Regions from separate parts of the Homo sapiens genome. Here region 2 is linked to region 1. A link is a loop called in an ENCODE intact Hi-C map of the cell type or tissue named here. Cell type or tissue: pancreas. All regions are shown on one strand.

What was found. Peaks named below come from ENCODE experiments on the same cell type or tissue, not always from the same donor. Only the 100,000 strongest peaks of a DNase experiment are listed, where the experiment ranks them.
Region 2: it touches region 1 in a loop (2.6-fold over the local background); 38 of 110 quality-filtered maps call a loop at or near these places.

The regions. Positions count from the first base shown.
Region 1 is chr19:21,693,896-21,701,895 of GRCh38, reverse strand. No RefSeq gene overlaps it. Among named protein-coding and RNA genes, the nearest start is that of ZNF100, 70 kb to the left of the region's middle. RefSeq lists an enhancer at 2,569-3,069. In pancreas, a CTCF peak has its summit at 3,482 (motif pointing right); no DNase peak of the experiment used is centred here; H3K27ac peaks cover 762 bases.
Region 2 is chr19:21,198,293-21,206,292 of GRCh38, reverse strand. No RefSeq gene overlaps it. Among named protein-coding and RNA genes, the nearest start is that of ZNF431, 60 kb to the right of the region's middle. In pancreas, a CTCF peak has its summit at 3,240 (motif pointing left); no DNase peak of the experiment used is centred here.

The DNA of each region.
Region 1 (8,000 bases):
TGCATTGCAGTTTTTTCTTGCACAAGCTTATAAAAATATATCCAGTTGATTTCTTAGATAAGAGAAGAATCTGTTTTTTCAGACAGTAGCATGAGAATTCTTGACATACTATCTTTAGAGATACTGAAAGCAACTGGATAAATTTGCTGAAATTTGTCTTTGTTCATAAGCCCACTAGAGGCTAAGTCATAGCAACACACGTTGCCATAGTTCAATTCAAATTTTTTTGTCTAAAATCTTGTTGAGCCACATCCATCTATGTATGTAACACTAACTTGGTGACAGCTTCTTTATACTAAACCAGAACTCATTTTACCTGGTGGTTTTGTTTTAAATGTATGAGCTGTGCTATATGATATTCCAATAACTAATCAAAATGTAATTCAGAGACTATGGAGAAAAAGTCACATAGGCACACTAAAAATGAGTTGGAATCTGGCAGCTGACACTGATTAACAGGTTGAGCAGATTAGACTAGACCTAAATCCCTGTAAACAATATTAAAAGAAAGAATTTTTATTAATAACATCCTTGACAATGTAATAGGCCTATGAGATTTGAAAAGAAATTGATTAGTTTACCCATCATCAATCCATATTAAACTATCAAATTTTGAACACACCATAAAAAATAAAATTAGTAAACTATTCTTAGAGTTAATCTGATTAAAACAAGACTTCTGGGTATTTGAAAACACCAAATTATTGATGAAAAATACCCATTTTGAACAAATTCTTGATCATATATTATACATCATACATATATGATAATGTATGATTGCATATATGATATGTATGTATGATGTATGATATATATGATCAATAATTTGTTCAAAATGGACATTTTCATCAATAATTTGGTGTTTTCAAATACCCAGAATATATATATATTTTTTAAATACCCAGAATATATATATATATTACTACTAAGTAAAACCTAATACTAATAGCTTTGATTTATAAAATATTTGTGAATTTCTATCCTGTAGTGAAAAATCAAGAAATTATTTAAATCTGCTATCTAAATTTTGATTATAATATTTGGTATTTTAATTAAGTGCATGTATTCATATACTATGGCAAACCACCTATTTCTTTACTATCCTGCCATTTTATAAAATAAACCTGAATTTGTGGAGATATTTGTAAAAAAAAAATTATTTCTAAAAAAAGTTTTGATTTAGACATCAAAATAGATATTAATGTCACATTATAAACATAGTTTGCTGAACCCTACAGTAATCTGTAGTTTGTGTACAACAGTCTTAGATTACCTAAAACAAAAAGTCTCTTTCTTATGTTTAACATGCAAAAGTCCAAAATATATCCAGACAGATGGAAACTGTGACTGCCATCTTAAGATACAAATGTTTCAGCACGATAACACTGTTCTGTGTATGTACAGATGGAAAAACCAAACTTTGAAGTTTTCAAATCATAAACAGGAGTGTAATTTGTGATTCTAAACCTTAAATATAGGAAACAAACACATACAGTTTACTCTTCTTAATTTAAAATATACTGTTCTTTGAACAATTCAAGTAATGTTAGACTATCAAAAATTTCATAAGCCATACAAGTGTCAACTGCATTTTCAAAATTATAAGAACTTAAGAGTAAACTAAACTGATACAGTTCAGTTTAAAAAGTAAACTACTTTTTATTTGCCTTTGTGATAAGAATCACCTGTATTTATTTTGGAACAAACAAGAAATTATATGGTGGTAACTTGCTGGGTGCTGACTGTGATGGTATTTACTTTCCTAGGGATAGGAAGATCCAGTGGACCAGAATCATAAGCACCTTGCCATGTTCATTGCTGTTCTTTTTTTCTGTGACTAAGATTCATTTCCCAGACTCTGAAATGGCTGCATTGTCTGGGGTAAATACCTGGGGTTTGTTGTCTCACACGAGGAAAATTTAGAACACGAACACACACGAGGATTGATTTTGGGGTGGAAAGTTTAATAGACAACACGCCTGTAATCCCAGCACTTTGGGAGGCCGAGGCAGGTGGATCACGAGGTCAGGAGATCGAGACTATCCTGGCTAACACGGTGAAACCCCGTCTCTACTAAAAATACAAAAAATTAGCCGGGCGTGGTGACGGGCGTCTGTAGTCCCAGCTACTCGGGAGGCTGAGGCAGGAGAATGGCGTGAACCCGGGAGGCAGAGCTGGCAGTGGGCCGAGATGGCGCCACTGCACTCCAGCCTGGGCGACAGAGTGAGACTCCGTCTCAAAAAAAAAAAAAAAAAAAAAAAAAGAAAGTTTAATAGGCAAAAATAACAGAGAGAGAGAAAGCTCCTCATGCTGAGAAACAGGGTCACCTAAAAAATTTCCTGGTTGCGGGTAGAACACAATTGATTTTGTAGAGAAGCTTGAGGAGTCAGTGATTGATTTACATAGGGCACAGGAGATTGGTTGACCAGGTGTGCCATTTACATAACCCATGCAAAGGCTGGCCCTCCCACCCTAGTCTTTTATTATGCAAATGTAGCTTCTACCTGTCACCATGATACCTGCTCACGTGGCTTTACCTGGCTGGTGCCATGACACCCACACAAGTGGTGTCAAAGAAAAAAGAGGAGGAATTCACCTCTGTTGAAATGTACTTGCCTTTTAATACAGCCGCCTGCATTTACAAATGAAAGTCTCCAGCCTGCTTATCAGCTTGCAGCTTGACTTTTCAGGCTGTTTTCTGTTAGAAAAGAATTGGCTTTGGGGCTGCTTTTTATTAAAGAAAAATTCTAGTGAGAGAACTCTTTTACCCTCTCTAAATGCCTAAAATAATTTCTTAATAACTCCTATATTATTCTCCCCTCAGGAGACGTATTCCTAACTGCTGTTAGGGGGTGTCAGATGACGAATCTTTCAAGATACTTCCTGCTGAAAAGGGCCATCATGTTGGGGAACAGCAGTTAGGGCTCCTCCTGAGGTTGATCTAAGAGTTCTTGAAAAAAAATGGTGTGTCCAGGCCAGGTGCAGTGGCTTATGCCTGTAATCCCAGCACTTTGGGAGGCCGAGGCAGGTGAATCACCTGAGGTCAGGAATTCAAGACCAGCCTGGCCAACATGGTGAAACCGCATCTCTAATAAAAACACAAAAATTATCCAGACTTGGTGTTGCGTGCCTGTAATCCCATCTACTAGGGAGGCTGAGGCAGGAGAATTGCTTCAACCTGGGAGGCGGAGGTTGCAGTGAGCCGATATCTCACCACTGCACTCCAGCTTGGGTGACAGAGCGAGACTTCGTCTTAAATCAAACAAACAAACAATAAAAAAAAAGAATGGTGTGTCCTCGTGTGGCTCTGTTTGCAGCACCTAGGCAAAAAAGAGATAATTTTTACCAGAAGGTTTTGAAGACAGGATTAGAATATTCATATTAAGATGACCGCTGCTAGTGGGGTAATACAACCTTATGGTATAATAGCAGAGTTCTACACCTGTTAGTTGTCCCAATGGATTGTAATACTGGTTTGCCTCCACTAGATGTTGCTGTACATTACCAGAAACGTTAATATAAAAGTAACATTTTCTTTGAGAAAAACATACATTTTCCCCTTGACTTGCCATTAGGGAATACTTTTAGGTTTAGGCCATTTTTATAACTTTCAATATGATTGGGAGAAATACATCATCCGGTGGCTAAAGTAACTTTAGTGTTAATCTTGGCAATGCCTTTCCTTTAATTATTCAACTCTTTATTTCCACAGACCATCTTATAACAAACTTTCTGACTTGTCCTAAACATCCATTCTTTAAACAACCAGTCATCTCCTTTTAGAACAAGAATTTAACATACAAGATTCTTCCTTATATAAAATCTTTCTTTATAACTGTCTTTCTGTAGCTTACAGTGCACCATATTACCAATTTTTTTTTTTTTTGAGACAAAGTCTTGCTCTTGTCCCCCAGGCTGAAGTACAATGGCATGATCTCTTGATACCCTACCTTGTTTTAACCTGATTATCTCTCTTAGCTGAGAGAGCCGGACAGACTCCATTTTATTTCCTTCACTTACAGCCCCTTTACCTCCCTCCCTTAAGGGCATAACTAGTGCAAGCTGACTCCAAGCACGTCCAGGAATGCACTTACTGATAAGATATTGAGGCAAGCTGAACCAGCAGCTCCTGGGGACGCACCTAAAACCCCTGCATTTACCTCTTTGTGATAGTTTAAACCCCTGCACCTGGAACTGTTTATTTTTCTGTAACTGCTTCTGTAACCAATTAATTTTTTTAACTTTCTGCCTGTTCTACTTCTGTAAAAATTGCTTTAGCTAAACTCCGCCTCCCCTATTTAGACCACGATATAAAAAAAATCTAGCCCCTTCTTCGGGGCCGAGAGAATTTTGAGCACTAGCTGTCTCTCGGTCACCGGCAATAAAAGGACTCCTGAAATTAGTCTCAGAGTGTGGCGTTTCTCTACAACTCGCTCGGTTACAACATTTGGAAGCCCCAGCAAGATAATTGCCACCTGGTGAGTGCCGGACTCGCTCCAGGCTCTCCTGGCTGGACAGCGGGCTTATAGGGGAGGCACCTCCTGAAGCTGTTCCAGAGACCCGTAGGCCACTGTCTTCCGGAGGGGAACGGATCGACTGCCGGTGTGTGCCCTCCAAAATCAACTCCTGAGTCCTGCATTTCTGGTCCTGGGAAGGTAAGTCAGATCTGACTCTGTTTCTCTGGGAGGGAAGCGGCCCTGACGAGGGCGTCCTTCTGACTCTGCCCATATTCCAGGATGCTGGAGGACGGAGTCCTGGTTTCTGTCAGCCTTCTCTGTTAAGACTAGCCTCTCTCTCTCTCTCTCTCTCTCTCTCTCTCTCTCTCTCTCTCTGTCTTTCTCTCTGTCTTTCTCTCTCTCTCTTTTTATCTCTTCTCCTTCTCTCATTCAGGTTTCTAGGAGACCTCTGTTTTAGAATGGGAATAAAGAATTGTGATAAACTCTGTGTAAGTGTGTGTGTGAATGTGGGGTTCAAGGGCTTGTCCTTGAATTTCCAGTTTGCAGCTCCACGGTGAAAGCTACGGAGTTGGAGTGGGCCCTCACCTGTGGTTCCGTGGCGACCTCATAAGGCTTAAGGCAGCATCGGGCATAGCTTGATCTGAGCCGGTGGGTTTATACCGGTCTGCCAATGCCAAGAGGAGCCTAAGTCCCCTCCGGCGGAGCAGCCAGGTGGGCATCTGGCTGATCCCATCACGGGACCCCCTCCCCTTGTCTGTCTATAAAAATTGTCATAATTGTTTGTATACCCCGGTGTCTCTTGTCCTGTCTGGTGTCTGTCTAAGTTTCACATGTCAGGTCATCGATATTTCCGAAGATGACTGGGCAAGAACTTCTTTAAAGTCCTGAATGCAGATTTTCTAACACAGGAGGTCAAATTTCTCATCAGTCATTTGGGCTGGTCTTCCCAGTCCTGCCTTTTCTGTCAGAAACAAATCAGGTGTTGTTACGGGGAGGCGTGTGGGGAACATTTGCCCGTTTGGGATTTCTGGCACCATAAAGATTGCTAGCATTTGGATTGCCACACCCCATGCCCCAGTGACTGGACCACCTCTGCCTTAGACCAGTGGTGGATTCAAAATAGCCACCCTGCAGTCCTCCTTGCTCACCTTTTCTGTCATCCCATAACTTTTCCCATGCCCTTAGATAAGGCACTGTGCAGAGAAACCTGTGCCCATACTGCTTTACTCCACCTGGATTCTTATTCTATCCCTCTGGCTACTCTCCTACCTTAGAAAAGATCAGAGTGGCCCCTTTCCTCCTCATCCCCATCCCTTACCCCACCCATCTTGTTTTCCTGTGTCACAGCAAGTCCAACGTCCAATGACTCTACTCTCCCTCCTAAAATCCTTAAAAGAAAGGGCCAACTTTAAACTTTTTGCCTTTGAGTCGTGGAGATACCAAAGATATTTGGGCTATAAGTCAGAAAGGAGGGGAGGATCACATAGGTCCCACTGGCCTCAGACCCACCTCTTGTCCTCCCCCTAGATCTCAAAGCTTAAAGAAACAGAACTTATGTGACAAGAAGTGTTGGCTATAGTTGTTTTCCTACTTCTTCTGGTTATAATACTTCTGTTCTTCCTATACTACAGCCCCCCAGATTGTGAATTTCTCTGTCCATGCTGAGTTTAATATTTCGCCTAGACCTTGTTAATTGCCTCCAGAATGGGGAACTCTTCTTCCTGGCCCCATAAAGATTGGAGCCCTTCCAATATACGTTACAAAATTCCTCTCTGGGCTTCTCAGAGGATTATGGAGTCTGCCTTAAGAAAGCAAACTCTGGACACTTTATGAAGTGGAATGGCCACAGTTTGGAACCAGGTGGCCCCTAGAAGGGTCACTGAATCTCACAACTGTGCAGACTGTGTGGCAGGTCATTGCTGGAACTCCCGGACACCCCAATCAGTTTCCTTACATTGATCAATGGCTAGATTTGGTCCAGAGCCCTCCTCCATGGCTCTGCTCATGCACCATTCATGATCCCACCTCCCAGGTCCTTTTGAGCCCGACTGCACTTTTGCCCCAACCCTCAGCTCCCTCGGCTCCTCCTGTACTGCCTCCTTCTAAAGAAGAGGAAAGTTTTCCTCACCCATGTTTGCCACCCTACAACCCTCCTGCTCTCCCAGAATCTTCCCATGTCTCCTTGACTACATGCTCTGTGGCTTCTCCACCTATAGCCACCCAATTACGGCCTCAGCCAGAGGAGGTGGCCCCTCTCCTCCTGCTGAGAGAGGCCCAAATCCCTCCAGGCAGTGAGCGCTCTGCTCCATTTTTAGTTTATGTCCCCTTCTCTACTTCTGACCTGTACAATTGAAAGGTTCATAATCCCCCCTACTCTGAAAAGCCCCAGGTCTTGACCTCACTGATGGAATCCATGCTCCGGACTCACTGGCCCACCTGGGATGCCTGTCAGGAACTCCTTTTAACACTTTTCACCTCTGAAGAGAGGGACTGTATCTGAAGGGAGGCTAGGAAGTATTTCCTTACATCAGCCGGTAGACCAGAGGGGGAAGCCCAAGACCTCCTAGTGGAGGTTTTTCCCTCTACCCGGCCCAGTTGGGATCCAAACTCCTCATGGGGAAAGACAGCTTTGGATGATTTTCACTGGTATCTCCTTGTGGGTATCAAAGGAGCAACTCAAAAACCCATAAATTTATCTAAGACAACTGAAGTTTTCTAGGGGCCTGATGAGTCACTGGGAGCATTTTTGGAACACCTCCAGGAGGCCTATTGGACTTACACCCCTTTTGAGCCAGCGGCTCCTAAGAATAGCCGTGCTATTAATTTGGCATTTGTGGCTCAGGAGGCCCCTGATATTAAAAAGAAATTACAAAAATTAAAGGGATTTGCTGGAATGAATATCATTCAGCTTTTAGAAATAGCACAGAAAGTTTTTGACAATCAAGAGTTTGAAAAACAAAAAGAGGCATCTCAGGCAGCTGAAAAGGCTGCTGACAAAGCATCAAAAAGACAGGCAAAAATCTTAGTGGCTGCCATCCAAGAAGCCAGGAGGGAAGGGCCCCCAGCACAGAGCGCTGGCCAGGAGATCTCGGGTCCCTGCCAAAAAGGCCAAAAAGGTGAGCAGGCTCCTGTACTAAAAAACCAATGTGCTTATTGCAAGCAGATTTGACACTGGAAGAAGGAACGCCCATTAAAACCAGAAGAAAAACCAGAGAATAAAAAGGTCCTCATCCTCCCTGCTGTGGAGGAATATGCTGATTGATGGGGCTGGGTCTCCCTCTCCCTTGGCCCCCGGGAACCCATGGTGTCCGCCACAGTGGGGGGCCGGCCTGTACGTTTCCTAATTGACACCAGGGCAGAACACTCAGTACTGCAAATGCCCTTGGGCAGTGTCTCTAATAAAAAGGTGGCTGTGCAAGGGGATACTGGAGCTATTCAGGAATATCCTGTCACCCACTCATGAGAGGTGAGTTTGGGACAGAAAAGAGCAACCCACTCATTTCTCATAGTCCGAGAGTGCCCCTTTCCCCTCCTTGGATGAGA
Region 2 (8,000 bases), 500 kb after region 1:
GGAAAAAAATGAGGAAATGGGCCAATAGAGCAGCAAGTGCAGCAAGGTAGAGCTTGCTGGCAGGGTGGCAAGAGTGGCTTGCCACCCCAACTGGGAGTGTTGAGGGTGCACGTGAACATACCCAGGACATGAGAGAGGCTCACCCAGGACATGAGACAGGCTAGTTTCATCCAGTGAGGAATCTTGGGGCAGGGGAGGTGTGTGAAAGTGTGTGAAAGAGATGGTCTCAGGAGAGGCCAGTGCGGGGAGTGACATGGGGAGGCAGAGATCCCTTAGCATGGGCTGTGTGCTCTGACATGAGTGCAGGGGACATCAGACCTAGGATGCTGCATACGGCTGAAAGGACCAGCTTCACAGCTGCAGCAGGCTGTGACAGGGGAAGGCATGTTCCTGACTAAGCAGCATCCAAAACTCTCATAATAGGACCTGGTCTGGTGGACCTGTGAGTGAAAGTGAGAGTGAAAGTGCACTGCAAGGGAGGAAATGAGAGGGAAAGCATTGAAACCAACTCCTTTGGAGTGCATGATAAAGAATTTTAAAAAAGGATTTAGAGGTGATTATGGGATGAAACTTGTTGCTCAAAGGTTAAGGACATACTGTGAGATAGATGGGCCTGCTTTCAATATGGGGTGGCCCTCTAAAGGTACAATAGACAGGGAATTAATTGGCCGTGTGTTTAAGGTGGTCACTGGAGTTGCAGGACAACCAGGATACCCAGACCAGTTTCCCTATATAGACTCTTGGCTCAATGTGGTGCAAACTCGCCCCAAGTGGTGACAGCCCTGCCTAGAGGGATATTGCAAGGCATTAGTGGCTCAGGCAGCACAACCAAAGTAAAACAGAGAAACCTAAAGCTTCTAGTGTCTCCTAGGAAAAGGAATCCCCAAAGCCTCAGCTGAAACCAGTTCTTCAGGTCCCACCTGAGGAAAGGGAATGTCCACCCCCATATGTGCCAGTCTACCCATCTTTGGCCAGAGTAAGGCAGGAGGCAGAGTCAGGAGCATCTGGAGAGTCGGATTCAGAGGAAAGTGAGGCTCAGTCTCCCCCACCCAGAGAAAAAGAAGCCCCTATTAGATAAAAACAGGGAAGATGGACAGGGTGAGGCAGCTAGGTGCCTCCACTAAGGCCTACCATGGGCTTTGCAGATGCCAATTCAAGAGACAAGGACACAAGTTTATGATGACCAGGGGCAGATACAAGGTAACCCTAGGCTTTATGTTTATCAGCCTTTCTCCACTACTGATCTCTTAAATTGGAAACAGCATACCCCTCCTGTACAGAAAAGCCTCAGGCTCTCATTGATTTGGTGAATGCTTTTATTATAACACATAACCTGACCTGGCCGGATTGTCAACAGCTTTTGCTAACTTTATTTAATACAGAGAAGTGTAGGAGAGTTAATCAGGCAGCTCTCAGCTGGTTAGAAGGGGAAGCCCCAGAGGCCATCCCTAACCCATGCCAGTTTGCCTTGGAGCGTTACCCAAATGAGGACCCTAACTGGGACCCAAATGAGGCAAGGGACATGGAATGGCTGCGGCTATATAGAAAGGCACTCCTGAATGGGATAAAAGCAGGAGGAAGGCAGGCAATGAATATGAGTAAAATGTCAGAAATGCGCCAAAAGCCTGATGAAAGCCCAAGTGCATTCTTTGAAAGGCTTTGTGAGGCATATAGGCTGTACACTCCAATTATTCCAAAGGCTCCTGAAAACCAACACATGATAAATATGACCTTTGTCAGGCAAGCACAGGGAGACATAAGACAAAAGCTTCAGCAGCTGGAAGGCTTTGCAGGGAAAAATACTAGTGAACTCCTGGAAATAGCAAACAAAGTATACATAAACTGGGAAGAAGAGGCAGAGAGAAAGGAAGAAAGAAAAACCAGAAACAGAAATAAAGACACGGTTCAATTTACAGCTGCTTCACTAGCAGAAAGTAAACCTGGATTTGCTAGAGGGCGTGGTCAAAGCAGAGGCTGAGGAAGAGGGCAGACATGACTGGGAGAGGAAAGCCTGTCCCCTTTGGACAGGAACCAATGTGCAAAGTGCAGGCAAATAGGCCACTGGAAAGATGAGTGTCCCAAAAAGGCAAAGGATGGAGATGATGGTCAATAGTCTAACACCCGAGTGCGGCGTTCTGTTGCTAGTAATGGTGCCTCAAAGGCAGATCCTGATCTGATTGGCTTAGCAGGGGCCAAGAATTTTGAGGACTGAGAGACCGCGTTCCATCTTTTTAGGCCCTGGGGTCGGGGGGTGGCTATGGTTTCTATGGAAATAGGGGGCTGATCAATGGATTTTTTGGTCAACACTAGAGCTGATTTCTCTGTGGTAACTCACCCAATTAGCCCCCCCACAAAGAACTGTGCTACTATTGTAAGGGCTACTGGGGCCAAAGAAAAGGGACCTTTTTGCAAATCCAGGAGATGTGTTATTGGAGGACAAGAAGTGCAGCATGAGTTTCTATATATGCCAAATTGTCCAGTGCCCTTGTTGGGGAGAGACTTACTCCAGAAACTATACAGGCACAAATTTCCTTTACACCTAATGGGAATATGACCCTGGAGGTAGGGAAGCCAAAGGCAATGGTATTGACTCTAGCTCTCCTAATAGCTGAGGAATGGCGGCTCTATGAACTGTGTACCAGGAGGCTGCTGGAGCTGGACCTACACAATACGTGGGGAATGCTTTTCAAGGTACCAGGTGTATGGGCTGAGGACAACCCCCCCGGACTTGTTCTAAACAGACCCCCGGTGGTAGTAGAGCTTAACCCTCATGCTACCCTGGTATGAGTCCGTTAATACCCATTACCCAGAGAGGCAACTGAAGGCATAACAAAACATGTAAATCAGCTCTATGAACATGAGATTATAGTGAAATACAAGTCCTCTTGGAATACTCCTCTGCTGCCCGTGCTCAAGCCAAATGGTGAATACAGGCCAGTGTAGGACCTCCAGGTGGTAAACAAGACCACTGCCACTATCCATGCCACAGTACCCAACCCATACACAATGTTGTGACATATTCCTGCTGAGGCCGCGGGGTTCACATGTCTGGACTTAAAGGATGCTTTCTTTTGCTTGAGGCTTGTTCCCCAAAGTCAGCCTATATTTGCCTTCCAGTGGGGGCAATCGCAGTATACCCGGAGAAGGCTGCCACAAGGGTTTAAGAATTCTCCCACTATCTTCAAGGAGGCTTTGGCTACCGACCTTGAGGCTATTGCGCCGTCTAGTGACAATTCTGTGCTATTACAATACATTGATGACTTGCTATTAACTGCCCCTAAGAGGGAGGAATGCCTCCAAGGAACAGAGAGGCTTCGACCTGCTGTGTGAAGCTGGTTATAAAGTGTTCAAGGACAAGGCAGAAGTCTGTTTTTGGGAGGTTGCATATCTAGGATTCATAGTATCCCAAGGCCAATGCAGGCTTGGAAGTGCACGCAAGGAGGCTGTATGTGCATTGTCCACCCAGTTACAAGGCGGCAGCAGGTCAGGGAATTTCTAGGGGTGGTGAGATTTTGCCGAATCTGGATTTCAAACTTCTCCCTTATAGCAAGGCCCTTACATGAGGCTACCAGAGGTAGGGAAAGAGAGCCCCTCCTATGGGAAAAGGAACAAGAAAAGACCTTCAAGGATATAAAGGAAGCTCTCATCCAGGCCTCAGTATGTGGGTTGCCAGATGTAAGAAAAACCCTTCTTTTGTATGTGGATGAACGAAAGGGAATGGCAGTCGGAGTCTTAACTCAGTTGTTGGGCTCTTTACATTGGCTGGTAGCATACTTATCCAAAAGACTGGACTAGGTGGCCTTAGGTTGGCACCACTGCCTCAGGGCATTGGCAGCTACTGCAATCCTCATAGAAGATGCCAACAAGCTAGCCCTAGGACAGAAGTTAAAAATTGGGGTGCCACATGCTGTAGTCTCCTTAATGGACCAAAGAGGACATCGTTGCCTGTCCAACTTTAGAATGCTAAAGTGTCAAAGTTTTCTGTGTAAAATTTCCAGATAACACTACAGACTGTAAATTTCTTGAACCCAGCTACCCTGCTGCCTGTGGAGGAGCCCACTTTGAAGAATGGTGGGTTGCCTCACTGCTGGCAGGACCTTCCCCACTGTTGCACTGTATTCAGTGGACAAAATGTTCTCGAGCTAGGAAGAACTAAGGGATACCCCCTTGGAGAGCCCAGATGTTGAATACTTCACTGATGGTAGCAGTTTCATAACAAATGGGGTGCGATATGCAGGGTATACAGTAGTGACCCAACGCTCGGTGGTCGAGGCTCAAGCCTTAACTTCTGGGACTTCTGCTCAGAAGGCTGAATTAATAATAGCATTATCCAGAGCACTGTTATTGGCCAAGGGGAAAAAGTAAACATATATACTGACTCAAACTGTGCTTTTGCAACCCTGCACACCCATGGGGCAATATACAATAGAGAGGACTTCTGACTACTGAAGGAAAAGAAATACAAAATAAAGAGGAAATTTTGCAATTATTAGAAGCCATATGGGCTCCAGAGAAGGTGGCTCTCATTCATTGCAAAGGACACCAAATTAGGAAAAGCTATGAGGCACAGGGCAACAGGAGGGCAGACCAAGAAGTTAGGTGGGCAGCAATGAGCAAGGTTTTACCTGAAGAAATAACTCTAGCAATGCCTCTCTTTGTAGAGCCCCCTTTGCCAGAGGTACCCAATTACTCTTCAATTGAAAAAGCTTGGTTTGGCCAGGAAACAGGAAAATATATTAAAGGTGGATGGTGGCTGTTCTCTGATGGGAGGCTAGCTGTCCCAGAGACAATAGCCCCAAGGTTTGTGAAGCAGATCCATCAAGGAACACATGCTGGAAGCACGGCCCTAGAGACTTTGATAGGTCAACACTTCTATGTGCCACGGCTCTCTGCCATCACCCGTGCTGTTTGCGAACAATGTCTATCCTGCGAACAATATCTAATCCAAAACAAGGACCTACTCGACCCCCAGAAATTCAGGAAATGGGAGCTGTGCCTTGTGAGAACCTGCTTGTAGACCTTACCGAGTTGCCTTGAGCAGGAGGTTACTGGTATATGCTAGTGTTTGTTTCACCTTCTCGGGGTGAGTTGAGGCCTTCCCCATCAGAACTGAAAAGGCACAAGAGGTGACAAAGGTGCTACTAAAAGACATCAATATCAAGGTTTGGGTTGCCTTTAACCCTAGGATCAGACAATGGTCCTGCATTTGCGGCAGAAGTAGTACAACAGTTGACTCAACTTTTAAAGATCAAATGGAAATTGCACACAGCCTACTGACCAAAGAGTTCAGAGAAGGTGGAACGGATGAATCAGACACTCAAACAGCTACTAAAAAATTTTGCCAGTAAACTCACTTATGATGGGATCAGGTCTTGCCCATGGTCCTCCTCCAGGTGAGGTGTACACCTACAAAACAAACTGGGTACTTGCCCTATGAAATATTGTTCAGAAGGCCACCCGCAATCATTAATCAAATTAGAGGGCATTTAAAGGAGTTAGGAGAGCTAACCCTTAGAACACAGATGCAGGCTTGAGGAGTGGCAATGCAGGAGGTAAAAGGCTGGGTAAGGGAAAGGATACTTATAAGTCTAAGAGATGTAGTGCATCCACATAAGCCAGGAGACTCTGTCTGGGTTAAAAGGTGGAATCCAACAACCCTGGGGCCCTTATGGGATGGGCCCCATATTGTAATTATGTCTACTCCCACTGCTGTTAAAGTCGCAGGTGTCACACCTTCGATTCACCATAGCCAGCCGAAACCAGTGGCAGCAGTGACTCCTGACAATGACCAATGAATTAGCCAACAAGACACAGATCACCCCGCCTGAATAGTCCTACGGCGAAACGCAACCACCAGTAAGAAGGACAACTGCCCTGCTCTGATCACAGTGGAAGCTGGTCAGTCTACGCGTGGCTGAAGCTTGAGGATCCTGCAAGCTCTACTCTAGTCACATCCCAGAAGCTGACTAGTCTATGCACAGCTGAAGCTAAGAGGACCATCTCCAGATAAGTAAATGTGGATACAATTTATAAGCCTAGTTATAATTCTGTCAATACTGATTGTTCTGTTGTTATGTTATTACAGCAAATATCTATGCCCAGAGGAAGGTTTGCCATGCACATGTGTAGTATAAGCATGTTTCTATTACATACACTGATGTTGTTACCATTTCTGCCTATACTAAAAGGGGAGAAATCTCTAGAAGGATGCTCACACTGTGTACATACTACCTGGGTAACGAATACCATAGTTAAAACTCTACTGTACCATACCTACTATGAATGTACAGGAACCAAGTTAGGAACCTGCACATACAACCAGACCACCTATTCAGTCTGTGACCCAGGAAATAATCAGCTATATTTATGTTATGACCCTAAGCTCTTACCCTATGAATTCTGGTTTGAGGTACATATTAAATCAGAGGGAGAAAAAGAAGGAGAGCTTATAGCTTGAACCAAAGAAGCCCCTCCCTCCTATAAAGAGCCTATTTCCTTGTACTTTGATGCCTGCCATGCTGCATATGTTCAAATCCTAAAAAAAACAGAAGGAGTCTGCAGTGGTTTGACACAAGAGAGGCTTAGCAGCAGTCCTAAACATCTGTATGGAGAACCACAAATCAGATGCTCAGACTGTAACATTCCATGGTCTACACAAATACAGCTCCAACACCTTTATTCAGGAAGGACTGCTCTGCTAAGTGGTATGTCAAACAAACCAGATTGTAAGACAAGAACATGCAATCCTTTAAATTTTACTGTCTTAAAGCCAGAGCTACCTTTTTGTTCTACAGGACAGACAGCACTATTATGAGTTCATAGAAAAAGAGCAGGCCTTGGAATTCCACTACTAATTGTCAAAAAGACTAGATGGACTCAAATGCATCCAACCTCACAATTCCAGGCCCATAAGTCATTCTATAAGCATTTTGATCAGACAGTGCCTGAGTTTCCCCCATCAACAAAACACTTATTTGCTCAACTAGCTGAAAACATAGCTGGCAGCTTAGGAATTTCCTCATGCTGTGTATGTGGAGGAAATAATATGGGGGACTAGTGGCCATGGGAGGCAAAATAATTAATACCATAAGATAACTTCACTTCGCTTAACCCTGCCAGTGAACCAACAGCCTTTGCCAGTGTCTGGTTGTTAAAAACCTCCATAATTGGAAGGTATTGTATCGCTCAATGGGGAAAGGCTTTCACAGAGGCAGTAGGAGAAACAACCTGCCTAGGGCAACAGTATTATGATGAGACTAAAAACAAAACTATGAAGAAACACCCAGACTGACTCCTACTTACCAGATCCAAACCCTTTCTCTTGATTGTCTACTATAAGCCACTCTTGGCATCAGCTAGAGGCTGCAAATGCTTGAAAGGCACCCTCTGGCCTGTATTGGATCTGTGGAGCACAGGCATATCAGCTACTGCTAGCTAAATGGACAGGGGCATGTGTGTTAGGAACAGTCAAGCCATCCTTCTAATTCCTCTAAAGCAACAGGAACTCTTAGGATATCCAGTTTATGATAAAAATAAAGGAAGAACTAGAAGAAGCATAATCACAAAAATAGACACAAATATCAAAAACGATGTGGACATAGGAAACTGGAAAGAAAATGAATGGCCTGAATCACGAAATATTATGGGCCAGCTACCTGGGCGCAAGATGGGTCACAGGGGTACCACAACCCAATCTATATGCTCAACCTCATCATAAGGTTGCAGGCAGTCCTAGAAATTATAACCAATGAAACATCAAGGGCACTAGATTTATTGGCAATACAAGCAAAACAAATGAGAAATGCTATATATCATAATAGATTGGCTTTAGATTACCTCTTAGCCTCAGAAGGAGGAGTATGTGGAAAATTTAATTGAACCAACTGTTGCCTAGAAATTGATGATAATGACCAAGCGGTCATGGAAATCATAGCTACAATGCGCAGGCTGGCCCATGTTCCAGTTCAGACTTGGTCTGGATGGTCCCCAGATTCCTTGTT